5 separate regions of the Homo sapiens genome follow, and all the other regions are linked to region 1. Evidence: chromatin contacts called from ENCODE Hi-C or POLR2A ChIA-PET data. All regions are on one chromosome and are shown on one strand. Each heading gives the region's core, a stretch centred on a gene start or an enhancer-like site at or near the end of the contact. The rest is flanking DNA. Distances are from core to core; before and after follow the strand shown. Region 1 holds the start of TRIM26 (tripartite motif containing 26). Region 2 holds the start of ATF6B (activating transcription factor 6 beta). Region 3 holds the start of ZKSCAN3 (zinc finger with KRAB and SCAN domains 3). Region 4 holds the start of LTA (lymphotoxin alpha). Region 5 holds the start of LINC01623 (long intergenic non-protein coding RNA 1623).

The links. A loop is a pair of places that touch in the nucleus more often than their neighbours do. ChIA-PET counts read pairs that join two places held with the same protein, here RNA polymerase II (POLR2A). Pooled maps may share reads with other maps.
Region 2: a loop to region 1 is called in a map of naive thymus-derived CD4-positive, alpha-beta T cell, with 30 times the contacts of the local background. The contact joins the promoter of ATF6B here to the promoter of TRIM26 in region 1. A Hi-C loop is called at or near these places in 1 of 168 maps with a recorded cell type or tissue (naive thymus-derived CD4-positive, alpha-beta T cell) and 6 of 50 pooled maps. POLR2A ChIA-PET finds 5 or more read pairs at or near these places in 2 of 52 experiments (GM12878 and T-cell).
Region 3: a map of right cardiac atrium shows a loop between it and region 1 (12-fold over the local background). The contact joins the promoter of ZKSCAN3 here to the promoter of TRIM26 in region 1. A Hi-C loop is called at or near these places in 1 of 168 maps with a recorded cell type or tissue (right cardiac atrium) and 1 of 50 pooled maps. POLR2A ChIA-PET finds 5 or more read pairs at or near these places in 1 of 52 experiments (OCI-LY7).
Region 4: a loop to region 1 is called in a pooled map, with 4 times the contacts of the local background. The contact joins the promoter of LTA here to the promoter of TRIM26 in region 1. A Hi-C loop is called at or near these places in 5 of 50 pooled maps. POLR2A ChIA-PET finds 5 or more read pairs at or near these places in 2 of 52 experiments (PC-9 and T-cell).
Region 5: a loop to region 1 is called in a pooled map, with 5 times the contacts of the local background. The contact joins the promoter of LINC01623 here to the promoter of TRIM26 in region 1. A Hi-C loop is called at or near these places in 4 of 50 pooled maps. POLR2A ChIA-PET finds 5 or more read pairs at or near these places in 2 of 52 experiments (activated CD4-positive, alpha-beta T cell and activated CD8-positive, alpha-beta memory T cell).

Annotation. Positions count from the first base shown.
Region 1 is chr6:30,209,595-30,215,638 of GRCh38, reverse strand. It overlaps TRIM26 (tripartite motif containing 26), which reads left to right and starts at 2,233. Exons shown (of 10, transcript NM_003449.5): 1 at 2,233-2,334. RefSeq lists a silencer at 1,373-1,555 and an enhancer at 1,014-1,902.
Region 2 is chr6:32,125,178-32,131,221 of GRCh38, reverse strand. It overlaps ATF6B (activating transcription factor 6 beta), which reads left to right and starts at 2,976. Exons shown (of 18, transcript NM_004381.5): 1 at 2,976-3,105; 2 at 3,472-3,551; 3 at 3,702-3,780; 4 at 4,028-4,119; 5 at 4,970-5,105. The coding sequence starts at 3,015. It overlaps FKBPL (FKBP prolyl isomerase like), which reads left to right and starts at 934. Exons shown (of 2, transcript NM_022110.4): 1 at 934-1,127; 2 at 1,368-2,515. The coding sequence starts at 1,442. The coding sequence ends at 2,491.
Region 3 is chr6:28,346,287-28,352,330 of GRCh38, reverse strand. ZKSCAN3 (zinc finger with KRAB and SCAN domains 3) reads right to left here and starts at 2,384. Exons shown (of 6, transcript NM_024493.4): 1 at 2,264-2,384. It also overlaps a transcript of ZSCAN31 not described here. RefSeq lists an enhancer at 2,090-2,449.
Region 4 is chr6:31,569,493-31,575,536 of GRCh38, reverse strand. LTA (lymphotoxin alpha) reads right to left here and starts at 3,248. Exons shown (of 4, transcript NM_000595.4): 1 at 3,091-3,248; 2 at 2,696-2,803; 3 at 2,504-2,609; 4 at 1,213-2,256. The coding sequence starts at 2,794. The coding sequence ends at 1,844. LOC100287329 (a long non-coding RNA gene) reads left to right here and starts at 2,834. Exons shown (of 2, transcript NR_149045.1): 1 at 2,834-2,954.
Region 5 is chr6:28,860,155-28,866,198 of GRCh38, reverse strand. It overlaps LINC01623 (long intergenic non-protein coding RNA 1623), which reads left to right and starts at 2,522. Exons shown (of 2, transcript NR_033379.1): 1 at 2,522-2,915; 2 at 4,184-6,044. TRA-AGC2-2 (tRNA-Ala (anticodon AGC) 2-2) reads left to right here and starts at 2,443; the gene lies at 2,443-2,514. It also overlaps the pseudogene RPL13P. RefSeq lists an enhancer at 1-330.

The DNA.
Region 1 (6,044 bases), core at 984-3,483:
ACACATTGACAAAGAAATGAACAAGGTGCTTTCAAATGGCAACAAATGCATGAAGAAAGGGAAACAGAATAATGCATGATGGGGAACTGGTTTCAACTGGGTGAGGGAGGAAGACCTTTCTGAGATGTAGACATGACTGACAAGAAGCGGGCAGCCATGCAAGGGGCTGGGGCAGGGAGTTTCAAGACCAGGTGTAAGGTGAAAGCACAGGGACCGAGGGAGAAGTGGCATGAGGGAGGTCAGAGAGTTAAGCAGAGCTGTCATGTCAGGAGCCCCAGCCCCTGCAAGAGTCTTCCATGCCCCTCTAAGTGTGCTGAGAGGATAGAGAATTTTAAGTGGGGTGGTGGATTTGTGGCTGGAGTCTGCCCAGAATGGTCTGTGAATAGGCCAAAGACCTCAGGACAGGGAGAAAACGCTTAGTGGCACAGCATTATTTTTTATTTTATTATTATTTTTTGAGACGGAGTCTCGCTCCGTCCCCAGGCTGGAGTGCAGTGGGGCGATCTCGGCTCACTGCAACCTCCGCCTCCCGGGTTCAAGCGATTCTCTTGCCTCAGCCTCCTGAGTAGCTGGGACTACAGGTGCGCGCCACCACGCCCGGCTAATTTTTGTATTTTTAGTAGAGACGGGGTTTCACCATGTTGGCCAGGATGGTCTCGATCTCTTGACCTCGTGATCCGCCCACCTCGGCCTCCCAAAGTGCTGAGATTACAGGCGTGAGCCACCGCGCTCGGCGGCAGAGCATTATTTAAGGAGCATGTTAAACACACTTTCTTCCCACACCACCAACTAAAAAAGCAGGTATCAAGAGGGTCTAGGTAGGTGCTGAGACCACCTCCAGAGCACAGGCCCGCCAGAGTTGTGCTCAGCAGGTGAGGTCTACACTCCTCTCAGCCCGGAGGGGCAGCGTGAGTTATACTGCTGGACAAAGGGGAAAAAGACAAAATGCTGGGCTGGGGTAGAAGGGAAGGACGCGGGTGTTAAATGTGGGCGTGGTTTCTTCTGAATGTCCCACCCACTCCACTATACATTGCTTAAATGCAGTGCAAATTTCCCTACCCCCAGCGGAGGAGGGGTGAAGATTCAGCAGGTTTTAGGGTCTAGGACCCTGAGCTCCTCCATTCATGAATACCCAAACAACTGTAGCCCACCCTCTCACCACTGCCTAGGCGGACGACCAGTGTCCCCAGCTAGATCTCTACCCTTAGGAGCAGGGCACTGGCTGACCCGGAGAACCTGCGCCGCCTCTTCTCAGCCTGCTGCCAGCCCAGTGCACGAGCTGAATGCCGCTGCCGCCTGGCTGGCCGGGAAAGACGGGGATCTTGACGCGGCGGCGCCTGGGACACGGCAACCGCAGCACAGGGCATGGCCCTGCGGCTGGACCGGACGCGGCGGCTGCAGGCAGAGCAGGAAGAGAGCGCAGGCTGGGCAGCGGCGTACGCTTCGGCGACGTCAGCTTCCGGGGCCGTGGACGGGGGCGCGCCCGAGCCTCCTGGAAACCTCCCCACCAAGGACCTGGGGAACCCAAGTCTCGGCCCGCTTTGTAGCCTCTGGTTTCTAAATTCAGCGTCGAGGAGCGAAAACAACCCCCCTGAACTGGGCCCAGACCCTTAAGCTCCTGGAACCTCAGTTTTTCCTTCCGTCGAATGGCGACAATGGCTGTCTGGTTGAACGTTATTTTACCTAGGAAGTAATAATTTTCGTAAATAGGTCTCTGAGAGTATTTGCTTGCTAAAATCCTGCTTTGTCCTGGAAGCAAATTTAGGCCACGTTAGGGGCGGGGACTTCGTATTTGATGTTGAGCACCTGGCGAGCGCCACCTTCGCCTCAAAGCGCCCTCGGACCCTGATCCAGCATAAGGCCAGAGTTGGGCAGTGAGGGGTCTCGAGAGGTGGAAAGGGGATTATTGCCCTCTCAAGAGTCCTACGTAGGTGACTCCTAAGCCTTAGCATTTACTCCCTTAGACCGTGTAACAGGCCACCCCAATTACGCGCCAAACTCAGGCTGCGGCTCTTGGCGCAGCCTCGGTCCCGCCTGATTTCAGTTTCCATTTCGCTGCCCCTGGTGCCCCACCGCCCGCGGCTGTCTGGGGATTTGCCCGGTGATCAGTGACGTAAAAGAGACTAAGGTTCCCATTGGATGGCGAAGTTCGGCAGGAGCCAATCCCGGGGCTGGTCCGGGAGAAATCTCGGCGAAGGGCCCCGAATAGCCGGGAGATTACGGGGCGGGGACGAGCTGTCGCGCTGGTTGCTCGTGCAGGAGCGGGACCCGGAACAGACCGCCGTGAGAGAGGAGGGGTGCCGGCCGGGATTCGCGGCCCGGAGCTCGGGACCGGTGAGTAGGGGGTGCACATGAGACATACAGCGAAGCAACAGTCTCGTACGCTCACCGGGTTTGGGGCGACCCAACGCAGCCGCCGGGCCCGGGTTCAAAACGGGGCCAGGCCCCCGGGCGGGCTCAGGAGGGGGTCAAGTTCGCTGCGTCCTCCCTGCCAGCCAGATCCCTCCTGTTTGCTTGTCCTTACATTCTCCCCCTCCTCTTGGGTCTTTCTCGCTTTCTGGTATCCTACTCAGACTCCCATCCATTCTAGTCTGCGGAACCAGAAGTAAGCGGGGCCTGGATGACCGTCCGGTTGCTTGGAGCCTGGTAGATAGGCGACTAATCCAGCTCCCTGACCAAAGTGTCATGCTTTCTTTCTCTTTCTTTTTTTTTTTTTTTTTTTTGTTCGGAGTAAACCGGTTTAGCCACAAATACTTGGAGCTGTGCTTTCACTCCTTCCAGCTCATTAGCATTTTTCTTACTGATTTTCTCCCTATTTGGCCTTAGAAAAAAAGTGTAAATTTAACTCTGTGGAGTAAATGGGAGGGACACACTTCCAAATCTCCAGTAGATTTCAAATTTTGACCCACGATTTGTGTGTACTTCAAAAGAGGGGAGAATGACATTCGTTTATGCATGCCTTAACCTCCTGTTTTTAACTCTTAGCTGAAATCATAATCCCTAACATGTTTTTCCCCAAGTTCAAAAAAATCACCTTTAAAAAAAATAGGCTTTTTATGTTTCAAAAATTGCAATTTTATTGTTTAAGTAGACTTTATTTCTTACAACACTTTTAGATTTACAGAAGAATTGAGAAGATAGTACAAACTTCCCACATGCTCCAAACCGGATCCCCTGTTATTAACATCTTACCTCAGTGTGGTACATTTGTTGCAGTTAACCAATATCAATACATTATTATTGACCAAAGTCCATAGTGTGTTCAGATTTCCTTAGTTTTTACCTCAGTACTTTTTCTGTTTCATGATCCCATGGAGGTTACCACATTACATTTAGTTGTCATGTCTCCTTATGCTCCTCTTGGCTGTGGGAGTTTCTCAGACTTGTTTTGATGACCTTGACAGCATTGAAGAATACTGGTCGTGTATGTTGTAGGATGCCCCTCTATTGGAATTTGATGTTTTTCTCCTAAGACTGGGCTTATGGGTAACTGGGAGGAAGACCACAGAGGTAGATTGCCATTATCATCCCATCGTATCAAGGGCATGTACTAACATGATTTATGACTTAATATTGATTTGGGTGAGATAGTGTTTTTCAGGTTTCTCCACTGTACAGTTAGTCTCTTTTCCACTCTTTGCGTGTATTGTCCTCTTTAGAAGGAAGTCACTAAGTGCAGCCCATACCTAGGGAGCCAAGAGTTATATTCCCCCTTCTTGAGGGCAAGTATCTACATATTATTGTTTGCAGTTATTCTGCATGGAAGATTTGTTTCTCTCTTCCCCCAATTTATTAATTTATTCAATCATTAATTTCAGTGTAGACTCAGGGACATTTATTTTATACTTTGGTTTATAATCCAATACTACTTAATTTTGTTGCTCAAATTACTGTGGCTTTGGCTGTTGGGAGCTCTTTTCACATTGGCTCCTGTGCTCTTTCATAGTATTTTTATAGAGCTTTTTGCTAATGAGACACTCGTACTTATGTGACCTTGCCTCAACCTCAAATAGCCTGGTAAACTTGGCAAAATATTTTCCCCTTGTTAAGAGGTAAGGAGACTGAAGGCCTAAGGCAGTGGGTGACTTCTTAGATATCACTTCCTGCAGGGGAGTAACAGGTTGGACTCAGATTGTGTGTGACCACCACAGAAGACACTGCAAACCCCCGAAGAGAGTCCATGGTCTGTATTGAGGCTTCTTGGAATGACTTCAGACTTGGACCCCCCCAGGATCAGAATAGAAAAGACACAGAGAATGGGAAATTGGTTTGAGAAGACAAAAACATAAATTGGCTGGCATCAGGATGAATTAGATTTTGCCAGCTTTATAGAAATGGAATTTTGTTCTTCCCCCCAAAATTGTGTGTGTGTGGAGGGAGGCCAAGAGATATCTAGGTAATGTGTGTGGGCAAGAATGTCTAATCTAAAGAGAGCCCTGGAAGCCTGCTGCTGAAGCAGAATTTTAATGTGGGAAAGGGGGGTGTGTAGTGAAAGGGGGAAGAATGGAGATGGCAGGGCTCTGGAATTAGAGGAGGTCATTCATTTCACAAACATTTGCAGACCCCCTACTTTGTGCCAGATATTGGAGATAAAAAGGTCAGTGAGGCATGACCTTTGGGTTCACATTCTGGTGGGAGAGAAGACAGATAAAAATATCAATTACAGCCACTTATCCATAGCTTAGTTTTCCGTGGTTTCCGTTACCCATGGTCAACCTCAGCCCAAAGACAGTAAACAGAAAATTCCAGAAGTAAACAATTCATAAGTTTTAGATGTGCATTGTTCTGAGTAGCATGATGAAATCTCTTGCCCTCCCACTGTTCCTTCATCACAAGAAGGGTAAGTACAGTACAAGATAGTTTGAGAGAGAGAGAGACCACATGCATATAACTTTTATTACGGTATATTGTTATTCTGTTGTGTTATTATTGTTAATCTATTTCTGTGCCTACTTTATAAACTTTATTACAAGTGTGTATGTGTAGGAGAAACAGGTTTCAGACATCCACTGGGGGTTTTGGAATGCATCTCCTGAGGATTGAGGGGACTCCTGTATGAATGTATCTTTAGCGGATGGGGGGTGCTACTGTATGAAGCACTGTGATAGTGCTATTGTAGAAATACAGTGTATGCAAAGCTGCAGGAGGAGGGATACATTCAACTCAGAGGTGGGATGGGTACAGGAAACACCTCACAGATAAGGGGACAAATTGTATTCAAGCCTTCAAGGATGCGCTGGACTGGAGAGAAGAGCATGTACAAGGGAATGGGTGGAGAGTGGGGAGTGAAGAAGGGGCTGTCTTCCTGGTTCAGTGTATCTAATGGCCAGAGAATTAGGTAGGACGAGGAGGGATTTGGGGCTGGATGGGTAAGTTGGGGCTAGCCGGATGCAGGGCAGGGGAGGATGTCTGTGCAGTTTTTTTTTTTTGTTTTGAGTCAGAGTCTCGCTCTGTCACCCAGGCTGGAGTGCAGTGGCGTGATCTCAGCTCACTGCAACCTCCGCCTCCTGGGTTCAAGCGATTCTCCTGCCTCAGCCTCCCGAGTAGCTAGGACTACAGGCGCGTGCCACCATGCCCGGCTAATTTTTGTATTTTTAGTAGAGGCTGGGTTTCACCATGTTGGCCAGGATGGTCTCGATCTCTTGACCTCATGATCTGCCCACCTCGGCCTCCCAAAGTGCTGGGATTACAGGCGTGAGGCACCGTGCCCGGCCACCTGTGCAGTTTTGACCTCAGCTAGTAGGAGTTTTTTTGGTGTGTTTGTTTTTATTTTTATTTTTATTTTTATTTATTTATTTTATTTTAGAGACAGTCTCTCCCTATGTTGGCCAGGCTAGTCTTGAACCCCTGGATTCAAGGGATCCTCCTGCCTCAGCCTCCCACAGTGCTAGGATTATAGGCATGAGGCACCAAACCCAGCCTCAGCTAGGAGATTTGAAGCAGGAGAATAACAAGGATGAGATCCTGTGTGCTAGAAGGATGATCCTGGCAGCACTTTTTAGGAAATATGCCACATCTCACCAAATCTAAGATGCTATTTGTCT
Region 2 (6,044 bases), core at 1,727-4,226, 1.9 Mb before region 1:
CTTGCTCTGTCGCCAGGCTGGATTGCAGTGGCACCATCTCGGCTCACTGCAACCTCCGACTCCCTGGTTCAAGCGATTCTCCCACCTCAGCCTCCCAAGTAGCTGGGATTACAGGCACACGCCACCATGCCCAGCTAACTTTTTGTATTTTTAGTAGAGACGAGATTTCACCATGTTGCCAGGATGGTCTCGATCACCTGACCTCGTGATCCGCCCACCTCAGCCTCCCAGAGTCTCAGTTGCCAAAGCTGGAGTGCAATGGCGCGATCTCGGCTCACTGCAACCTCCGCTTCCCAGGTAAGCCATTCTCCTGCCTCAGCCTCCTGGGTAGCTGGGATATAGGCGCCCGCCATCACGCCGAGCTATTTTTGCATTTTTAGTAGAGACGGGGTTTCACCATGTTGGCCAGGCTGGTCTTGAACTCCTGACCTCAACCTCCCAAAGTGCTGGGATTACAGGCGTGAGCCACCGCGCCCGGCCCACCTTTTTTTTTTTTTTTTTTTTTTTTTTTTGTTTGAGACGGAGTCTCTAGTCTCGCTCTGTCGCCCAGGCTGGAGTGCAATGGTGTGATCTCGGCTCACTGCAACGTCTGTCTCCCGGGTTCAAGCGATTCTCCTGTTTCAGCCTTCCGAGTAGTTGGGATTACAGGCGCGCGCCACCATGACCTACTAATTTTTGTATTTTTAGTAGAGACAGGGTCTCACCATGTTGGCCCACTTTGACTCTTGAGCAGCCTGGCCAGCCCGACCGCGCCAAATTCTGTTCGATTCTGCCTAGTTCGGTTGCTCTGGCCTAGTTCAGTTGCTAAGGCCTGGAGCTTCATGGTTGCGGAGGAAATGATGTCACGTTCAATAGGCGGGCTAACCAGATTCCTCCCTTCTCCCGATTGGCTGCCAGGAATTTGACTAGATTCGGAGTCTCGCGGGCTCCAGGGTTAGTTGTCAGTATCTTTCCCAGTTGTTCCGCCCCCTACCCCCGCCTCCCGCACCGCGCCCCTCTCCGGCTGCCCTCTCCGCGTGGGGCAAGGCTCCGAGGGCAGCATTCAGTAGCCATTTAGCTTTGGAAGGAGAGGTGATTCGAATGGCCCGGCTCCTCCTGTCACCATGCTAGGCACTTTGGCCGCGCAGGTACTTATTGACCCGACCGGGTGTCCGTAGTTGGCGCGGCTACCTTAACCGCAGGGAATTGTGGAATTTATAGTTCTAAATTATATGTGGGTGGAACGGGGAAGCTGGAGCAGATTTTTGGAGGAAAGCAAAACTGGGGACTTTCAGGACTAGGGGCCTGGGTCTCAGAAGAATGGGAAAGGACGAGAAAGGAGTCTAAATAAGAACCCTGCTATTAGCATTGTTTGGTTTTCTTTTCAGGTGCTGACCTGAACCTGGTTCATCCCTTTCTGACCAAAACTGTTCACTCACCGTGGAAGGGACTAAGCATCCATATGGAGACGCCACCAGTCAATACAATTGGAGAAAAGGACACCTCTCAGCCGCAACAAGAGTGGGAAAAGAACCTTCGGGAGAACCTTGATTCAGTTATTCAGATTAGGCAGCAGCCCCGAGACCCTCCTACCGAAACGCTTGAGCTGGAAGTAAGCCCAGATCCAGCCAGCCAAATTCTAGAGCATACTCAAGGAGCTGAAAAACTGGTTGCTGAACTTGAAGGAGACTCTCATAAGTCTCATGGATCAACCAGTCAGATGCCAGAGGCCCTTCAAGCTTCTGATCTCTGGTACTGCCCCGATGGGAGCTTTGTCAAGAAGATCGTAATCCGTGGCCATGGCTTGGACAAACCCAAACTAGGCTCCTGCTGCCGGGTACTGGCTTTGGGGTTTCCTTTCGGATCAGGGCCGCCAGAGGGCTGGACAGAGCTAACTATGGGCGTAGGGCCATGGAGGGAGGAAACTTGGGGGGAGCTCATAGAGAAATGCTTGGAGTCCATGTGTCAAGGTGAGGAAGCAGAGCTTCAGCTGCCTGGGCACTCTGGACCTCCTGTCAGGCTCACACTGGCATCCTTCACTCAAGGCCGAGACTCCTGGGAGCTGGAGACTAGCGAGAAGGAAGCCCTGGCCAGGGAAGAACGTGCAAGGGGCACAGAACTATTTCGAGCTGGGAACCCTGAAGGAGCTGCCCGATGCTATGGACGGGCTCTTCGGCTGCTCCTGACTTTACCCCCACCTGGCCCTCCAGAACGAACTGTCCTTCATGCCAATCTGGCTGCCTGTCAGTTGTTGCTAGGGCAGCCTCAGTTGGCAGCCCAGAGCTGTGACCGGGTGTTGGAGCGGGAGCCTGGCCATTTAAAGGCCTTATACCGAAGGGGGGTTGCCCAGGCTGCCCTTGGGAACCTGGAAAAAGCAACTGCTGACCTCAAGAAGGTGCTGGCGATAGATCCCAAAAACCGGGCAGCCCAGGAGGAACTGGGGAAGGTGGTCATTCAGGGGAAGAACCAGGATGCAGGGCTGGCTCAGGGTCTGCGCAAGATGTTTGGCTGATTAAAAGTTAAACCTTAAAAGAGACAGGAACTTGTGAATTGTGGTCTGTGCTGTGAGATTTGGGGGTGGGGGGCCAGAGGGAAGGTTTCAGCCCATATCCCATTCTCAGCTTTTGGCTTCCTAGGGGAGGTAGCAGTGGTCACAGTGCGCCCCTTTTGAGGGGCTTATCTATCTCCGAGGACACATAGAAGCTGTCTAAACTAAACTTAGTAGTGGCTGGGGGAGATGGTGGACCTTAATACTGGGTACTACATCTCCCAGGCGCTTTATCACTGGAGCCTGTTTGGCGCATGCGCTTGGCGGTATGGCACTGTCTGGAAGTTACTTCCTGCTGCTGTGCTCCCATTGGGCCCGCCTACACAGTCATCCGCATCTGTTGATTCACGTGCTCAGCACCCAGGTCTCTTACTGGTCGGTAGAGCTTCCGGGACGCCCCCTTTTTTGAAAGAGTCAACTGATTAGTTGGTGATGGGGAGAGGCGGGCCTTGGGAACCGTCTCCTGGTTGGGGGGTGGGGGGGAAAGATGGCGGAGCTGATGCTGCTCAGCGAGATTGCTGACCCGACGCGTTTCTTCACCGACAACCTGCTTAGCCCGGAGGACTGGGGTCTGCAGAGTGAGGCACCGGGGAGGGGAGAGGGCTGTGGCAAACTGTCCCTGAGGCACGCGGGAAAGAAGCGGGGGCCTAAAGAGGAAGTCTGGGCAAATACGGAATCCGCCATCTGAAGGAGAGCGGAGCAGGGGGCTCGTTGTGCATTAAGGGGGATACAAAAGTCAGGGAAGAACTCTGCTCCCTGCTGGAACGTCGAGTTGTTCCGGGGTCGGGGAAGGAGGGGCTGAAGCGCCCTGGTTGTATCACTTTTCAAGTGGGCGGGCGGTGGGTCTGGCCGAGCGGAGCCAATGAGGGATGGGGCGGGGGCTTGTGTGCGATCTGTAGGCTGGGGCCACCGAACGACCCCCCGACGCTCAGCATTTCTTGCAGACAGCACCTTGTATTCTGGCCTAGATGAAGTGGCCGAGGAGCAGACGCAGCTCTTCCGTTGCCCGGAGCAGGATGTCCCGGTATTGTGTCCCCAGCCTTTCTCTAACCCTTGGTGGGTGGAAAGTGAGCCCAGAACCTGGACCCATTCACAGGCCATAACTCATCTGGAGTCACCCCTACTTTCTCATCCTTTCTCACACTCCTGCCCTCTTGTATCCTCCCTTATTTAGTTTGACGGCAGCTCCCTGGACGTGGGGATGGATGTCAGCCCCTCTGAGCCCCCATGGGAACTCCTGCCGATCTTCCCAGGTAAGGTAGTCTTTGTCGTTCCCTCAGATTTCCAGAAACCCTCATCTTCCCACTGTTTCCCAGAAACTACGTAGCTTCCTATATCCTCACGCTTCTACATAAGTGCCTATCCTCTCTCCTTCAATCCCCTATTTTTGTTTCTTCTCCCTTGCTGCGGTACAGGAATCCCCACCGACATGTCCTTGGGTACTTTTTGGACTCTTCTTAAGCTCTGCTTCCTGATAATTTCTAACTCCCTTTCCTCCAGATCTTCAGGTGAAGTCTGAGCCATCTTCCCCCTGCTCTTCCTCCTCCCTCAGCTCCGAGTCATCGCGTCTCTCCACAGAGCCATCCAGCGAGGTGAGAGAGCCATATCCCTCTTACTCTCTGTGACGGGGACTCTGCTTCATTCCCTTCACCCGTGGGTGACAAAGAAATGATTTAAATGATTTGTGTGCTATGAGTCATGAGGTGTGTGAGGTGTGGGGGGCCTTCTCCACTACCTTTGCCGTTTCCTTAATATCTTCATTTTCCACATCCCCTTTGGTTATCTAGCAGTGAAGATTTTTTTGTTTGTTTGTTTTTTGTTTTTTGCTTTTTTTTGAGATAGGGCCTCCCTCTGTCACCCAAACTACAGTGTAGTGACAGGGTCACAGCTCACTGTAGCCTTGACCTCCTGAGCTCAGGTGATCCTCCTGCCTCAGCCTCCTGAGTAGTTGGGACCACAGACACATGCCACCATGTCTGGCTAATTTTTTTTATTGTTTGTAAAAATGGGGTCTTCCTATGTTGCCCAGAGTGGACTTAAACTCCTGGGCTCAAGTGATCCTCCCACCTTGGCATCCCAAAGTGCTTGGATTACAGGTATAAGCCACCACGCCTGATCTTGGGTCTTTTTAATATAAAGAGTTATGTGGGGCTGGGAAGAAGAGAGTTATTGACTGCTGAGAATTCTGGAACTGTTCTTGCCCAAGTTGTCCACTCTGAGGCCATATTTGAAGTCATGAGACTTCATCAATTCTCCCAGAAATAAAGTAGAAAGAATGAACAGGTTAGAAAGATGGTCAGTACCATTCAGACCAGAATGTCAAATAATTGATGGCTTGTAAGCCCTAAACTTCTAAAGCTTTTGTTCTCGCTCTTACTGTCAACATCTCCCTTGTTTTTTGCCCTTCTTTCTGCCCCCTGCCCCACACCAACTCTCACCCAGGCTCTTGGGGTAGGGGAGGTGCTCCATGTGAAGACAGAGTCCTTGGCACCCCCACTGTGTCTCCTGGGAGATGACCCAACATCCTCATTTGAAACCGTCCAGATCAACGTTATCCCCACCTCTGATGATTCCTCAGGTAATAAAACAGCCTGCCCCCAATCCTTGGCTCTACTACGGGAGAATGTGTTATGTGTGTGTGTGTATGTGTGTAGATGGAGGGGAAGTGCAGGCAGCAGGACAGGGAGAAAAAGGTGGGGAGGGGAAATGGCAGAAAACCAGGAGGGAAGGCAGGAAGGAGAGGAAACATTTCAGGGAACCACAGCAAGGGCAGTGCTGAGGAGATGGATATTATTTTTCTCTCTTTTTCTTGTTCCTAGTATTCTGTCATGCCATTCAACTTACTTTTTAAAAACTTGTGAGCAGTTTAGGGCATATGTATCTGTGTGATTCCCCTCCACCCAACATTTTATTATAAACATTTTTGTTGTTGTTGAGACAGAGTCTCACACTGTCGCTCGGGCTGAAGTGCAGTGGTGTGGTCTCAGCTCACTGCAACCTCCACCTCCCAGGTTCAAGTGATTCTCCTGTCTCAGCCTCCCAAGTAGCTGGGATTACAGGCACCCACCACCACGCCCAGCTAATTTTTTGTATTTTTAGTAGAGATGGGGTTTCACCATGTTGGCCAGGCTGGTCTTGAACTCCTGACCTCATGAGTCGCCTACCTCCGCCTCCCAAAGTGCTGAGATTACAGGCGTGAGCCATCGCGCCCAGCCCATAAACATTTTTAAACATACAGAAAGGCTAGAACACCATATACTAAACTAGATTCTACAATTAACATTATTTGTTCTATTTTTAAAGTGTTCCCAAGTTTATTTACTCGTAGCTGTGTATTTAGTAAATGTTTATTGATGTGATCATATCTGAGGTATAATAATTATAAAAAAGAAATATTTATTAAGCACCTACTCCATGCCAGATACTGAGCAGCATGCTGGGAATGCAAAGATGAACAAGACCTGACCACCATGCTGACTTTCAAACCCTGTGATTTGGTAATGGGAGAAAGACAAGT
Region 3 (6,044 bases), core at 1,135-3,634, 1.9 Mb after region 1:
CAATGAAAAAAAAATCAATTAAATCACTCTCTGGGGGTGGGACTTTTAATACATCAATAACTTTTAAAACTTTCTAGGTCATTCTGATGTGCAGCTGAGTTTGAGATCTAATAAGTTAAAGATACTAAAAAGAAGCAATCGACCAAATCCAGAATGTGAGGCATTTTATAAAACAGAAGGTTCAAGTTCCTCAACAAATAAATGGCATTTTTACCAAAAGGAGTGGGAGGGAATGGGAACTGTCATAGATTAGAAGACTGAACAGACTTATCAAATAAATGCAAATGGTGAACCATATTCGGACCCCACTGAAAACAACAACTGTAAAAAGACTGTAAAAAAAAAAAACTCTAGAAATATTTGAGACAATTATTTGAAAATCAAGATAATGATATCAAGGAATTATTGTCAATTTTTTTGCGTGTGATCATGATACTATGATTATATTAAGATAAAAGTCCCTGTATATAAGAAATTGACACTGAAGTACTTGTACTTGTGAGTGAACTAAAATGTTTCCATCTGCAATTTGCTATAAAATGAAAGAGAAGAGAGGGACGAAATGAGGAAAAAAAAGAGATAAAGAGGGGGAGAGGGAGGGAAGGAAAGGAAGACAAAGAAAGGAGGGAGAGGGAAAGAAAGGAGAGAGGGAAAGAGGGAGGAAGTAAAAGGGAAGGAGGGAGACAAAAGGGAAGGAGGAGGAGAAGGGAAGGAAAGAGAGTGGAAAGGAGGGAAAAGAAGAATGAAAGAAAATGACCAAAAGATGATGGCTGAAGCTGAGTCATGGTTATATTGGTGTTCATTGTAACATTCTCTCTACAATTAAATGTGTTTAAATTTCTCTCCAAAATTTTAGAAAATTAAACAATGTCCTAACTTCTTTCCTTCCTGAATAATACAGCCAAAAAGCATTAAGGTAGGGTCAAGGAAGGCGAGAGAGAGCCACAGCCCAACCCAGAGTGAATCTGGAGCCCAAGTGGAATGAGGAGGGTGTCCACGGTGGGGAAGGGAGGAAGTCTATGGCAGGAAAACAACACTGATACATTTATATCATTTATTCCACAAACTCCATTTAGGTTTCACTACCTGGCCCCTACTTGGATCTGAGCCAAACTGATCACAGTGGGAAGGCACAAGATTGGGAAATTGGTTGCCAACACAAAGTATTTATCAAATCAGTAAATATACTGAAGATAAGGAAAGGAAAGTTTCTCATTAACAGAAAAGAGTTACAAGTCTATGAAAGAGCTAACCCTGTAAAAGTTGGGTTGAAATGAAGGGTGTTAGTATGAAGCCAGTTTCAGGCTAGGGCGTTCCTGGAAGCTCGAAAACTGGTGGATCTCCAGCACTAAGCAGGACATCAGATTTTTGCAAAAACCAGGGGTCCTAGTCCTTTTTCACTATTAAAAACTTCTATTGTTCCTCCTAATCTCCAGCCAAGGAAAAGGTACCCCCGAGTCTTAAAGCCTTTGAGAGTTTGAGTATCACAACGTCCAACACAAACCAGTTTTGGTCTTTGCTTTGGGATAGGCTCTTTTTCAGAGTATCTTATTTTTCCCTCCTAAAATATAGAAATCATCCATTACAAAGTGAATTGATGAATGACAGTAAAATTGAAAGCAACCGTACAAAAGCCAGTCACTAATGTGTCATCATAGTTATAAATAATAATAGTACCACTAATAAAAGCAAATCTTTAAATCATGCTTACTCTGCACCTTACCCATACGAATGCATTCAATCCTCACAACAACCCAGTGAGTTAGGGAATATTATCCCCATTTTACAAAATAGTAAAATGAGGCAGAGAGAGAGCTTAGGAACTAGTGAAAAGTCACACAGCCAGTAAGTGGCAGAGGCAGGATTTGAACCAGGTAATCTGACTCCAACGTTCTGGCTCTTGGCCAGTACCACAGAATAATTTAAAGACCTTGAAACTGACCTTGTTACCAGGCAGTGCAAAAATGTAACGGCTCCCATTCTCGAGGCTTGTCTATGTGACCCATGCATCCCGTCTCCAAATACCCTCAAGAACCGACCCGGACACTCGGTAACGGCCCTAAACAAGGGACACCCATATTGGGCTCTACGCAGGAACGCCGAGGACCACTTCATTCCGCCGCAGAGCGCCCTTCCCTCCCCCACGGCTTCTCGCAGGGGTCTCCCTCCTTGGGAGCCGAGGCTGCAGGAACTGGGGAGGGAAGGGCCTCTCTCCACAAACACACACACACACACACACACACACATACTCCTGCAAACGCACCTCTACCCGGGGACAAAAGAACTGCAGGACCGACAGGAGGAGAGCCGCGGGATGAGATTTAACCCCACAGTGGAAGGCCGACGCCGATTCACCCCATACTCACAAAGTGCTTGAAACTAGCAAACCACCCGCAGGGCGGGGCACAGAAGCCACTTCCGGGCCTCTCTAGCCACCTCCCTGACAGACTCTGTCGTTTGCTAGCTCGGCACCTTGTGTCCCCTCCCCTTTTGCTATTAAAGAGGCTTTTAAATTTTTATTTTTCCAGCTATAACTAAGGGAGAAAGGCAAGGTGCAGAATTATTTTCATAATTTGCTATATTTGCGAATAGAAGAGAGTAAAAAGAATCTAAATTATGTGTGCGTGTGTGGCACAAAGAAGCCCTGGAAAAATCGGAAAATTAATAATGGTGGTTACCTACGAGAGGTGAACGGTCAGAAACTGAGTGAAAACGGGGACAAGAGTGAGAAGGAAAGTGTTAGGGTGCATGTTTTAAATGTACTTTTAATTTTAGAGTTGATTGCATTGCCTAATTAGAATATGAATTCTAAATACATAAATTTTAAGGAACATGCTGCGTGGTTTACATAAAAAATCCAAGATAATCTAACACTCAAATTATGATGATTAATAAGAGAGTTTAGCAAGTTGGCTGGACTTTTTAAAATTCATGTTCACAATCACATTCTCCATCAAAATTATAAAAATAGAATTTTTAAAAGACATCTATCACAGAAGCAAATACTTACAAAAGATACCTGAATGGAAACATTAGTAACTTTATTCATTAGGGATAAGTAGTTGAAATATATACCTATATATATGAGACATATATATACACCTATATATATGAGACATATATATACACCTATATATATGAGACATATATATACACCTATATATATGAGACATATATATACACCTATATATGAGACATATATATACACCTATGTATATGAGACATGTATATACACCTATGTATATGAGACATGTATATACACCTATGTATATGAGACATGTATATACACCTATGTATATGAGACATGTATATACACCTATGTATATGAGACATGTATATACACCTATGTATATGAGACATGTATATACACCTATGTATATGAGACATGTATATACACCTATGTATAAGACATGTATATACACCTATGTATATAAGACATGTGTATACACCTGTATATGAGACATGTATATACACCTATATATATGAGAACTCAATATCATAAAGATATCATTCCTTCCTAAATTGATACACAAATCCAGTACAAAGCAAATCAAGATTCCAATTGTGCTCAGTGGAACTTGACTAGTTGATTTTAAATGTATATGGAATAATGAAAGAGTCACGAATCCGAGACATTTTTAAAACAAATGAAGGAGCTGCAGAAACTTGCCCTATATAATTTATTATAAAATTATAGCAGCTAAGACAATATAGTATTGGCACAACTACAGACAAATAGACCAATGAAACAGAACTGAGGACTGAGCAACAAACATGTATGTGTGGATGCTTGATATATGGTGGAAATTGCATTACAAATCAGTGAGGAATAAAGGAGCTACTTGACAAATAGTACTGTAATATTTGGATATCTAAATGGAAAAATGAAATAAAATTGGGTTTCTACTTTATATGTTGCACAAAAAATCAATTCCAGTCAGCTAACTTTCAGACTTTTAAAAGAAAATTTAGAATAATTGCTCTTTTTTCTATTCACAAGTTTGCTTCTATAGAATCATTTTTTTATGAGCTCAAGTAAAACAAGATTTCTTTTAAACTGCATAAACATACAAACTATAAGGAAAACAATAAATAAATTTGACCTCATTAAAAATTAAAACTATATCAAAAGATACTAGAAACTAATGGTAAAGACAATTAAATTAAAAGGTTGGGAGAAGATATTTGCAACACATATAGTCAACAAAGGATCAGTCCACTGAATATATAATAAACATCTACAAATGAATAAGAGAGAAAAAAGCCAACAATCATACAGAAAAAAAATGGCAAAAAATATGCACAGGCAATTCCCAGAGAGGAATCTCGAATGACCAATAAACATAGCATATACAGTTAATCATTAGCAATTAAATAAAGGCAAATTTTAAATCATTTTATACCAACACCTGAGTAATAACATTTGCTGATAAGAATGTGAAAATTTTGAGACTGTCATACACAGTTGCTGGGACTATAAATTGGTACACTCATCTAAAAAAGCAATTTTGAAATATATAGTAAAGTTGAAATATATGGTAAACCTGAAAATGATACACACATTGGCCCAGCAGCTTCAAAGTACTTACCCTGTAGGAGCTCTTGTACATAAACAAAAATGTTAATTGACTAGTCTAGGCCAGACATAGCTTTAGATGCTCAGGATATAACAAGGGCAATAAAAGGTAAAGACCCCTGTTCTCATAGAGCTAATGTTCCAGGGGAGACTGAGCCAAAAAAATAATAATAATAAACAAAAACAAACAAAAGAATTAAGCAGAATAAATAAATACATAAACTGGAATGGAAGTTGATAAGCACTGCGATTTTTAAAAAGGGGAAGGAGAGGAAGAAAAAGAAGAAAATCAGGGTAGAGAGATCAGAAGTCCTGGCATGAGAGGGGGCTAACTGCAATACAAATAAGATGGTGTAAGTCTAGTGACATTCTGGCCAAGATCTGAAGGAGATGAAGGGGTTAGCCCTGTGCATATCTAAGGAAGTGTTCCCGGTAGAGGAAACAGCAAGGGAGCCAGATTGGCTGAGGTGGAGTGAACAAGAGAGGGTATCAGAGATAAGGTTACTCTGGGATTTTTAAGCAAGAATTTTACTGAGCTGTGCTTTCAGGAATAACACAAGAAGTTAAAGAAATAGGGCTAGGCAGAGTAGTTGAACTGTGGTGCAGTTACAAGAGAGGCTCCAGCTGATCCTCTCAGGAGCTCAAGGGATGGGACAGTCCTTAAGAATTGCCTTGCCTTGATGTAAGGGGTATAAGGTGGAAGGAAGGTAACCTTCTGTGAGGCAACTTTTTGACCAAGGAAAATTCCCAGAGACAGGCTCAATTAAGAGACATCAGCTACCTACTCTCCTGTTCGTTTGGTATAGTAAGAAATGGAAATAACTATTCCAGAATTATTCTTTCTTTCTGAGGAAATTTATAAGAATAGATTAGTAGAAAGATTTACAGTTCCTAGTGTTGTAGCATATCTTAAAGTCATAAAGGATATTTACTGTCTCTCTCCTCTACTATCCATTCTAGATTCCCCTCATCCTTTACTATCATCTTTGTTCATTTAGGTAGTTTACCTTGTAGGTGACCAAAACACTCTGGTAACTATGTTCCTCTCAATTGTGGCTGCTGCACTTGTCCATTTAATAATAAAGACTGTACCAAGGAGGCTGAGTGCCGTGCCTCACACCTGTAATCCCAGCACTTTGAGAGGCTGAGATGGGTGGATCACTTGAGGTCAGGAGTTCAAGACTAGCCTGGACAACATGGTGAAACCCCGTCTCTACTAAAACTACAAAAATTAGCAGGTGTGGTAGTGGGTGCCTGTAATCCCAGCTACTCAGGAGGCTGAGACATGAGAATCGCTTGAACCTGGGAGGCAGAGGTTGTAGTGAGCTGAGATCACGCCATTGCACACTGCACTCCAGCCTGGGAGACAGAGAGTGAGACTCAGTTTAAAAAAAAAAAAAAAAAAAAAAAAAGATTGTACTGAGGAGAAGCAAGAAGCAAGAGAACACCTAATGGATAACTTGAGTGA
Region 4 (6,044 bases), core at 1,999-4,498, 1.4 Mb before region 1:
ATGTCCCTGGGGCGAGAGGAGGGCGGGGAAAGAATCATTCAACCAGCGGAAAACTTCCTTGGTGGAGAAACCCATGAGCTCATCTGGAGGAAGCGGTAGTGGGCCCTGCACCTTCTGTCTCGGTTTCTTCTCCATCGCGGGGGCGGGGATTTGGAAAGTTGGGGACACACAAGCATCAAGGATACCCCTCACACTCCCCATCCTCCCTGCTCCGATTCCGAGGGGGGTCTTCTGGGCCACTGACTGATTTGTGTGTAGGACCCTGGAGGCTGAACCCCGTCCCCATGCCCCTCAAAACCTATTGCCTCCATTTCTTTTGGGGACCAGGTCTGTGGTCTGTTTCCTTCTAACTTCCAGACAGGATGCAGGAAAAAGATAGAACTAGAACTGGGAGGGGCTTCAGAAAGCTGAGTCCTTGAGGGAGAGAAAACGGGGTTGGAGGGAAAAGCTGTGTTGAGTCCTGAGGCCTGTGTTTGGGTCCCTGCGGGGAGAAGGAGCTGGGGGCTTGGTGGCAGGCTTGAGGCCTCAGGAAAGGCTGGGTGGGGGTAGCAGGGACAAGCCTGGGACAGCCCCGGGGAGTGAAATCACCCCCGGGAATTCACAGACCCCACTGGGGCAGGCCTTCTTCTTTCATTCTGACCCGGAGACTCATAATGCTGGTTTCAGTCTTGGCTTCCAAGGAACTCTGGGGTCCCTGATTTTTTTCATGAAGCTCTCACTTCTCAGGGCCCCAGTGTGTGGCCATATCTTCTTAAACGTCCCCTGTATTCCATACCTGGAGGTCCTGGAGGCTCTTTCACTCCCTGGGGCCCTCTACATGGCCCTGTCTTCGTTAAGGGGGGGTCCCCATACTCGACTTCCATAGCCCTGGACATTCTCCTACCCATTGCTGTGGTCACATCTCCCCAGAGGTCTCCTGTAACCCATTCCTCAGAGCCGCTACATGTGGCCATATCTCCCAGGAGCTCCCTGACCCCCGCCCCTCCAGACCCTGACTTTTCCTTCATCTTCTCAGCTTCTCCTTTGCTTCCCCTGCAGCAGTCTGGCGGCCTCACCTGGTGAGTCCATCACATATCCCTGAAGCTCTCTGAGCCCTTATCCTTTTGTTCTCCCCACAGCTCTTGCTCCCTTTGAGCCCTCTGTCCCTCCCTCCATTCCTTAGATAGACTGGGAAGTTCTCACTCCCAGACACACACACACAAGCAGACAGCATTTCAGAGAAAAGAGGTTTATTGGGCTTCATCGAGGGTGCAGATGCCTCCGTGTGGGGCTCTGGTCGGCAGCTGGCTTTCAGAGCCTTTCCCTGCCTTCTGGGGCCCTGTGATCCCTCATGCCTACTTCTTTCTCTCTTGGTCAGCCTTGTGCGCATGCCCTCTCACTCTTCATCTCTTGGGCCTGTCTCTGTTTCTCCTTGGATGTTCTTCTATTATTCCCCTCTCTCCATCCTCCATAAATAAATAATTTAATTTTTTTGCCTTCATAAATAGTCCCCTCCCTGCCTCTAGTCATCCCCCAAGCTCCTCCATGTGCCTGCTCTTCCTCTGTGTGTGGATCTAGGCCCCACCTAGCTGGTGGGACAGACCAACAGCTTTGGGCTGGGAATTCCTAGGCAGGCTTGAAATCCTCAGCCAGACAGACATCAGGGATGGTTCAGGGAGGTGTGGTCCCCTGGGATGCCTAGAATTCCTTCTTTGAAAGCTCCGGTGACTTGATCAGGGAAGACTTGAGCTGTTGGAATGGCCAAAGGAGAGGTGGTGACGACCCCTGAAATGGTCAGAATGGAGGCAGAATGGGGAGAAGGTCTTGAAATCAATTATTTTTTCTTTCTGGATTTTTCCAAGTTCTACAGAGCGAAGGCTCCAAAGAAGACAGTACTAGGGCTGAGGACTAGGTGGGGGATGCCATCTGTGTGGGTGGATAGCTGGTCTCCCTGGGTGAGCTGGAACGCAGCCCCGTGGTACATCGAGTGCAGCCAGGGTTCCTGCAGCCCTGGATACACCATCTTCTGGGAGCTGAGGAGAGGCACATGGAAGGGGTACTGGGAGGAGAAGAGCTGGACCTCATGGGCCAGGTAGAGTGGGGAGGAGGTGGCCTTGGGAGAGTAGGCTTTCCCAGAGAAGACCACCTGGGAGTAGACGAAGTAGATGCCACTGGTGGGGACCAGGAGAGAATTGTTGCTCAAGGAGAAACCATCCTGGAGGAAGGCACGGTCCGTGTTTGCTCTCCAGAGCAGTGAGTTCTGCTTGCTGGGGTCTCCTAGGAAGAGCCATAGGGGATGGGGGTGGGAGATCAGGGGTCTGGATCAGAGGTCTCAATCCCTGAGGAAGTGGGCACTGAACAACTGAGTTCCTGGGGGATGGCAGGGGGAGGCATAGGAGTGGGCTCCCTCTGTTTTTTTTAGCGTGGGGGAAGTTGGGGGAGAGGGGTGGATGCTTGGGTTCCTGAGGCAGGGGTAGGAGGAGAGCTGGTGGGGACATGTCTGGGAGGTCAGGTGGATGTTTACCAATGAGGTGAGCAGCAGGTTTGAGGGTGCTGTGGGCAAGATGCATCTTGGGGTGCTGACGGGCAGTCTGGGCAGCTGAAGGTGTGAGGCCAACACCAGGGAGCCCCTAGGGGAGAACAGAGTTGAGGGGGGCTCTAGGGCTCAAGGTTTGGCTGAGCCACCCCAGCAGCCCCCATTCTCCTGCTGCCTCACCTGGGCCCCAGGCAGCAGAACCAGCAGCAGCCCCAGAAGGAGGAGGTGTAGGGTGGTGCCACACACCCTTGGGAGGAAGAGACGTTCAGGTGGTGTCATGGGGAGAACCTGCAGAGAAAGAGAGAGAGAGAGAGAGACAGTGAGCGGGGCGGGGCACGCGGCGGAAGACAGACCTCCCGCCCTGGGAGAGAGCACCCCCCGACCCCCGAGAGAGAGATCGACAGAGAAGGGGACAAGATGCAGTCAGAGAAACCCCAAGGTGAGCAGAGGGAGACAGAGAGAGACAGGAAGGGAACAGAGAGGAATCATGGCAGAAACAGAGAATGTGTGACAGAGACAATGAGACTGACAGATGGAGAGTCAGAGACAGAGAAGGAAACCAAAACCAAACCCACCAAGGCCCAGGCCCAGGCAGGCCGGGGATCCAGGCAGCAGGTGCAGGAGGGACCGAGGCCCAGGCAGAGGGCAGGACACTGCTGGGCGGTAGTCCAAAGCACGAAGCACGGGCAGCCCAAGGAGATGGGGCAGGAGAGCCTCACCTGCTGTGCGGAGCCCCTGGGCCCGGACGCTCAGGTCCCTTTATAGAGGAAGCGGCAGTGGCAGCGTGGCAGGCAGCGGGCGGGTTCTAGGTCGGGGCTGGGGCCCGGGGAAGCCCCCAGGGCTTAGAAGATACTGCTGTTTCAGTCAAAGGCAGGAAAGGCTGAGGCCTAGGAGAGAACCACAGGCTGGGGGTTCAGGCGACTGAGTTCTGGGAAAGGGAGTCGGGTCAGGGGAATCGTGGGCTGGGAGGGCCAGGGAGTGGGGTCAGGCCTAGAGTTCCAAAGAAGGGACAGTCAATTCAGAGAGGAGGTGGTTGAGCAGCTGGGGTGTGAGCTGGAGGCCCGGTTCCCTGAAGAGCAATCATATATAACATCTCTGCACCCTTGGCTGAGTACAGGCTTCTCTCTTTGCCCATTTCCTTCTCTTGTACCCCTGTCCTTGTCCCAAACAACTCAAATCATACTTGTCCCAGTATACGGACTTTCCAGCCCATCTGGCAGGTTTCACATCAAGAAGGTCCATTATATATCCCCTTCATCGGGGACATTCTGGTGTTTGCCTCTTGTCCAGGTGAAAATATTAATGGATCCCCCTTCCACTCTTGAAAGTGTCCTAGTTTGGAAGATAAATTTTTTGGTCCCCTTACTCAGAGATGATGCTGGACAGTCAAGTATGATGAGGTCTCATCTCACTCCTGAAGGATGCCCTCCATCTCTTCCTGACTTCAGGTGGCTTCCACAGAACAGATTTATATAACCCCAAATAAACACACATTCCAGGATCAATGTGGCAGACACCTTCCAAAGTTTTCTACAAAGGAAGTTTCAGAATTCCACATGGGTGAGGCTTAAGGGTGGTGACTTAGGGTGGGGTGGGGACAGCTAAGGGACTTGTTCTGAAGCTGCATTTGCAGAGCCAATACATTATTTTAAAATTGTTCCAGGCCTGGTGCAGTGGCTCACACCTGTAATCCTGGCACTTTGGGAGTCTGAGGTGGGCGGATTACTTGAGGTCAGGAGTTTGAGACCAGCTGGCCAACATGGTGAAACCCCATCTCTATAATAAATACAAAAATTAGCCAGGCGTGCTGGTGCGCATCTGCAGTCCCAGCTACTCGGGAGGCTGAGGCTGGAGAATTATTTGAACCTGGGAGGCGGAGGCTGCAGTGAGTCAAGATCGCACCACTGTATTCCAGCCTGGGGGACAGAGCAAGACTCTGTCTCAAAAAAAAAAAAAAAAAGTTTCCAAAATTTTTTTCCTTTTTATTGATATGTAACTTAGGTATGAGGTGGACACCTCTTAAGTGTACAGCTGATGAATTTTTCCATCTGTATGTAGCCACCACCCAGCTCCACGTATTTTCAGGTCCCCAGCAGGTTCCCTCATGCCCCCTCCCTGCTGATACCCTCCAAAGATAACCAACCACTCTCTCACTTTTATCACCATAGATTATTTCCTCCTGGTTTGGGGCATCATATAAATGAAATCACACAGAATGTACTCATTTCTGTTTGACTTCTTTCAGTCAGCATTATGTTTGTGAGATTCATATACGTGGTTGTATGTATCAGTAATGTTTTTAAAAAAAATTATGATGTAATATTCTATTGTATCAATATATTCTAATATATTCTGTTGATGGGGATTTGGTTTGTTTCTAGTTTTTGTCTAACACAAAAAATGTCTAACACGAACATTCTCATACATGAGCCCATTTTCACTTAGCTTGCAAGTTACAAGGTTTAAAAAAAGCAGTTTCTAAAGATGACTTTATTCACTTTTCCTAAGTTTGAGATAATACCAACTTGTCACCTCAAATATTATTACTGCTACTGATGTGATTTTACTTGGAGAGTGTTAGAGGGGTTGGAGCTGGGGCTGGTGGTGACCCGGGGTAAAGCCCACTGTTGCATGGGGCAGACCACTTCTCTCCCCAGGCACAAGGTCCCTGAGGGGTCTTGGTGTAACATGGAGGGACATGTAAGTAACATTCTGGGTGTGTATGAGCTATTTCTCCTGTTCTTCTCTACTTGAGGACCTGCCCCTTTGCCTTTTATGCTTTACTAGTCTTAGCTATTATTTCTGTAGGGGCAGAAAGGGGTGATCCCTTCCTGACCCATCATAAGGGTTATGGCCAATACTCCTATAATAAAAGACAGATTAACAAGAGAAAAGCATAATACATTTATTTAATCAAAGTTTTAGGTGACATGGGAGCCTTCAGAAATGAAGACCCAAGGACCCAGGGGAAAACTATTTTTATGCTTAGATTTGATGAAGAATGAACAGCTGTGCAGAAATGTAATTGAACAAAAGGAGTATCATCTAATGGTCACAGACTGGGACTGGGGGGATCCCAGCAAGGCCTGGCCATATTCTTCTTGGTCTCTCTGTACAGCATTCCTTCCTCCCAGGTATAGGGCAGAACCTCTTCTGGAATGAGGGTCTTATAACCTACTATCAGATGAGATAGGTCAGAAAATTTCTTTTCCTTTTTTTTTTTTTTTGAGACAGTTTCTCACTGTCGCACAGGCTGGAGTGCAGTGGCACGATCTTGGCTCACTGCAACCTCTGCCTCCCAGGTTCAAGCTATTCTCCTGCCTCAGCCTCCCGAGTAGCTGGGATTACAGGCACACGCCACCAAGCCCGCCAAATTTTTTTTTGTATTTTTAGTAGAGACGGGGTCTCACCATGTTGGCCAGGTTGGTCTTGAATTCCTGACCACAGGTGACCCACCAGCCTTGGCCTCCCAAAGTGCTGGGATTATGGGCGTGAGCCACTGCGCCCAACCTTCTTCTCATTCTTTTAA
Region 5 (6,044 bases), core at 1,273-3,772, 1.3 Mb after region 1:
GATTGTAAATACACCAATCGGCACTCTGTATCTAGCTCAAGGTTTGTAAACACACCAATCAGCACCCTGTGTCTAGCTCAGGGTTTGTGAATTCACTAATGGACACTCTGTATCTAGCTACTCTGGTGGGGACTTGGAGAACTTTTGTGTCTAGCTCAGGGATTGTAAACGCGCCAATGAGCACTCTGTGAAGATGGACCAATCAGCTCTCTGTAAAACAGACCAGTCAGTTCTCTGTAAAATGGACCAATCAGCAGGATGTGGGTGGGGCCAGACAAGATAATAAAAGCAGGCTGCCGGAACCAACTGCGACAACGTGTTCGGGCTTTTTCCCACGGTGCGGAAGTGATTTTTCGCTCTCTGCGATGGATCTTGATTGTTCTTTGGGTTTACACTACGTTTATGAGCTGTAATTTGTTGATGGTCTGCAGCTTATCTTTTGAAGTTAGGAAAAACATGAATTCTCGGGCAAGAACAAACAACTCCGGAGGCGCCGCCTTAGAAGATGTAACACTGACTGCCAAGGTTTGCAGTTTCACTCCTGAGCCAGTAGAAGACCAAACCACCAGAAGGAAGAAACTCTATAACACATCCGAACGTCAGAGGGAATGAACTCTGGCTACACCGCATCTAACGATTGTAACACTCATCCGGAGGACTTGTGGCTTTCTTGAAATCAGTGAGATCAAGAACCCGCCAATTCCGGACACAATGTTTTACGAATTGTGTGTTAGTAGGAGTTGCTCCTTACAACTGCTATTTCACAAACATTTATTCCTTGATATAACCTGCCACCACTAGAATTGCAGTCACTGATTCACCAAAAATAAATCAATCATGTCGTTTTTGCTGATCTTAACTTGAGGTGCAGCTCATATTTTTTTCAATATTTAGTGTTAGAAGTGTTTGGAGTCCTTATTTAGAAATTTGGTGTTTTTGTGATCAGACATTTGCCAAGAAAATTAACTCTTAAATCAATTAGTCTAGTCTATGGTAGAATTAGTTTTATTTTGCTTAAAGTAATAGTTTCCAAAAACCAACTGACAATAAGTGAGGACTTCCTATATTTTTATGCTTAGGTTTGATGAAGTGGATAGTCCCATAGCAGTATAATTGGATAAAAGGGGGTATGATCTAATGGTTATAAACTGGGGTGAACTTAGCAAAGCCTGTTTATTCAGGTTCTCTTTGGCATCTCTGTGTCTTCGTTTATTTCCTCCAAGTACATTTTCTCCCCTCTGAATTGACGGTCTTATCACCTACTTTAATTGGAAGATCAGGTAGCTTTCATGGCCCGCTTCACGGAACAAGGGCCCAGAGAAAAACGTTTCTGCTTCTGCTGTTTTCTCAAATGCCGAGGTGTCGTATTTTGGGAGTAGTGTGACCTGAACCCAGTCAAAAGACGTCCGAGTCTTTCTAATCTCTGGGTCATAGGGTCGCCTTTGGCCTATGCATTGTACGTATACAGTATGGCATTTCGCATGTCTGTCCACTTCTAGGCGCACAGTCCAACTGGCTTTGACTGGTCAGGAAGGCCAGGCCTGGATCTGGGGTTGGTACTATAGGTTAGATGTTTTCAGGTTTTGAAGGAGAAACAGGTCCCTTAAGGATGAGAGCGAATCAGAAGAAGACAGACAAAAAAGGATTTAGGATTTGTTCCAGAAGCTCATTTCTGGATTGACTGTCGTACCAAGGTTTGGCGAACGGCGGCAAGCGCTTGCCAGTTTGTCGAAGAGTGGAGAGGTCAGTTGTGCCAAGGAGTGGAGAGGTCTAAGAACTCTCCAGGAGCACGGAGGGTTTATGCAGTCATAAATCGCCTTGCTTCTGCATACTTTTTATTCCGTGGAGGATTCCGCCCGGGCGATGGCGCCATAAATGCAGGTGCGTCCTGGCTCTTTTCTCTTCCCAGTGCGCATCTCGGCGACTCTCACCACCCGAGTCTCAGAGCCCGCGAAACGTAGCGTGCCAGGTTCTCCATCCCGAGGCTGGGCGCGGGAACCTGCAGGGGCAGTAACTACGACCGGGACAAGCCGATCTGCAATTCCCCTCCTGTTTTCTCTGCCCCTTGGACTTAAATTCCCACGGCGGCGTTTAGGGCTTTCGTTTTATCTTTCTGCGTTATGCTCGCGGTTTCCTGGCAACCTTTCCAAGCAGAATCACCCCATCACAGACCTTTCTCTGGGGGGCGGCCAGGCAGGACGGCTCCCTTATAAACCCCGATAGGTGGTTGTCGAGCGGCCGTCCGAGAGGGTGACCTGCAGCGGGAGATCCCAGGCCCAGCACGGGACTTTCGATATAACATTCAGTTTTCCTTCTCTCAGCGCAGTCAGGAAACAATATCCAGTATAGCGAATTCAAAATTAAGTTCGACAAAATATGCTTCTTGGCACGACCGATAATAGTAACAGGTCATAGAAATATTTTGGCCCACGTTGAGCGTTGGGGGGTGTAGCTCAGTGGTAGAGCGCGTGCTTAGCATGCACGAGGCCCCGGGTTCAATCCCCGGCACCTCCAGCTTCATTTTTCTCCCGCCTTTTCTCCTAGATGTGCCTTGTTTGCAAAATCATGTCTATCATGTCCACGACTCGCCTCAATTTTTTTTCTTTTGTTTTTGTGGCACTTTCATTCTCTCTCAATTCTTCAAATTCACATGGAAACCAAGGAAAACAAGCTCCGTTTTGCTTTCAATATTGATGCATTTCTGCTCTAAGGCTTTGACACCACCCTGGGTGGCTGTGTCAAGAGATGAAAGACAAAATGAAAGAGGCCGCGGAAGCACAGACTGGCAGAATTCCAAAACCCGAAAAACAAGCAAGGCACCAAATTAACAAGCCCAATCACATTGGTTACATTTCCCAGTATTATCGAAGATCAAGCAAGAAAGAAAAAGACAGAAAACAAATGCGAAACCACAGGTAATTTTTTACAATTTATTTTAGATCCTTTCTTTTTTGAGCTGTTCCTTGGTCAAGGGACAGACCCAGAAAATAGGAAAACTGTCCCACGGATTTCCCCACCACTCTCTTCCCATCGCAATCTCTTTTCTTTTCCCCCATCAGGTGTCCTCTTGTTCGTCCGATTTTAGACTTTGTAAGCTTTTTGTAGGCTTTTTTTTTTTTTTTTTTTGGAGACAAGAGTCTCACTCTGTCTCCCAGGCTGGAGTGCAGAGTGCAATGGCACCATCTCGGTTCACGTGCAAGCTGTGCCTCCCAGATGCAAGTGATTCTCCTGCCTTAGCCTCCCGAGTAGCTGGAATTACAGGCATGATGCACCACCATGCCCGGCTAATTTTTTTTTTTTTAGTGGAAACGGGGGTTTCACCATGTTGGCCAGGCTGGTCTCGAACTCCTGAACTCAAGTGATCCACGATCCACCCGCCTCTGCCTCCTAAAGTGCCGGGATTCCAGGCGTGAGCCACCACGCCTGGCCTACTTTGTATGCATTTCTTTGACTCATTGTTATTGTTTCTGACTTTATTAGGGTAACTTTTATTAAAGCATAATGTAAGCTTTGGATCCAAATAGAAGTTCTTTATTGTGTTAAATAAATTGAAGCCTTCGTATCTGGCTGACTTGAAGCAGCACTTAGCTAGTTTTAAAAGATATGGAAGGCAATCAGAAAACAAAGATACATATCCCCACTCCCTTCTCTTCCCAATTCTAACCGCAGCTCACATTTTGAAGGGCCTCACACATGCATGTGTGAACATCTCAACATATTAGCGGTGGCAGTTATCTGTAAGGAGTCTGCAGCAACATTAATTCTTGCCTCCTCAGGAGAAGGAAAGAATTCGATTGAGGAGCATAATGCCGAAGGAGAGACCGAGGCAAGTCTTAGAGCAGGGGTGAAAAATTATTGAAAATATTTAGAGCACTAATGAAGGAAAGTACACTTGGAAGAGGGCCAAGCAGGCGACTTGAGAGACCAAGTGCACGGCTTGACCTCTAGACCTGGGGTCGTAAACGTTGGCATAGTTCCTAAATCTTGTGTTATTTCTCCCCACTCCTGAGATCTTATTGGGAAGTGACCGACCACCAGTTTCACGTGTTTTCTATCTGTTAAGAAACTGCCTTTCTCTGTCAGAGGAAGAATCAGTTTAAACTTTATAGATTTCTTTTAAAACGTATTTATTACAAGTCCCCAAGAGGGCTTTATTTTTGCTTTCACACATCCTGTTTTTCAGCTTCCTTGGCTCTTTTTGCCCATATGCCGAAGAGCCGAGCATTGCCGCCAAGCATTGGCACCGGCCATGCGGAGACTAGCGAAAGCTTTGCAATTCCTCTACTTCTCAGTGATGACTCGGGCTTTCTCCTTACATTCTTGATGGGCATGACCGGTCCTGTCAGCTGGGTGGCCAATTTCTGTTCTTCAGCAGAACTGTCTCCCTTCTTGGGGGCCGAGGGCTTTCTGGGGAAGAGGATGAGTTTGGAGCAATACTCATTCAGACGCTGCACATTGGCCTGCAGGGAATCGGTGGACTTGTTCTGCCTCCTCGGATCCACAGAGATGCCAGTGGTCCGGGTCACCTTCTTGTGAATGCCCGCCACCCTGAGCTCCAGGCTGAAGCCTCTGCCGGCGCGCACCTTGATGTGATAACGCACAGCAGGGCACAGCACAATGGGCCAGATGGGTCCCGACTCTCCGGGCGCGGGGCGATGCAGCGCCCTTTGGCTTGCCGGGCCTTGATTCTGCGGATCTTCTGGTTGAACCACGTGGCCACACGCTGCTGCCAGTCCTTGTGGAAGTGGGGCTTCAACATCATGCCATTCCTGCTGGGCGCCATGGCTGCCTACGGCCCTCCTACGAAGGAAACACTTTATAGATTTCTATAGCAGTGTTACATAGTAAGGTTTTATGGCGAGTTTTGTAGCATGGATCATACTACCTTAGGACTGATGGTAAAGTTTTAGTCTAAGGAAAGCTCTGAAAATTTGAAAATGTGTAACCACCCAATGAGTTCAGCTTGCCCACTGCCTAGACAGAACCATTTATCAAGACGGGCATGCAAAGCCGGCTGTGTGGGAGACCCGTTTTATTATTATTCAAATCAGTCTCCCCAAGTGGATTGCAGTTTTTAAGGATAATTTGGTGGGTAGGGGACCAGTGAGTTGGGAAAGTTGATTAGTCGGGTCGGAGATGAAATCAGAGGGAGTCGAAGCTGTCCTCTTGTGTTGGCTTAATTTCTGGATGGGGGCCACAAGACCAGATGAGCCAGTTTATCGTTATGGGTGGTGCTAGCTGATCCATAGAGTACAGGGGCTGCAAAATATCTCAAGAACTGATCTTCGGTTTTACAATAGTGATGTTATCCTGAGGAGCAATTGGGGGAGGTTTAGAATCTTGCAGCCTCCAGCTGCATGACTCCTAAACCATAATTTATAATCTTGTGGCTAATTTGTTAGTCCTGCGAAAGCAGTCTAGTCCCCAGGCAGGAAGCGGGTTTGTTTTGGAAAGGGCTGCTATTGTCTTTGTTTCAAAGCTAAACTATAAACTAAGTTCCTCCCAAAGTTAGGTCAGCCTACGACCAGGAATGAACAAGGACAGCTTGGAGGTTAGAAGCAAGATGGAATTGGTTAGGTTAGATCTCTCACTGTCTCAGTTGTAATTTTGCGATGGTGTTTTCAAATGTTGATTTAAAGAAGACCATAAATTTGTGTTGCTTTCTCAGATTTTGAGAATAAGGACAAAAAGTGTATGTTTTAATGGGAGAATCTTAAGAATTTCACTACTGAAGTGGATTTCTCTGTCCATTAACAGTGCTAAATGTTTTGTATTTCCCAGTTGGAAAAACAAAATCTGCAAGCTTTGAATGATACTTGTTATTAGGTTTTGGTAACAGCTGTTGTACTATTCCCATTTCAATGCTCAATAGCCACACGTGGCATGTCATACCTACCAGGTGGACAGCACAGATATAGAACATTTTCATCATTGTAAAAAGCCCTATTTGACAACACTAACTTAAAGTATTAATCTTTTAGAAGAGAAAGCTTCAGTCCAACCCAAATTACACAATTTTACTTTTGAAAATATTGTTGAAACAA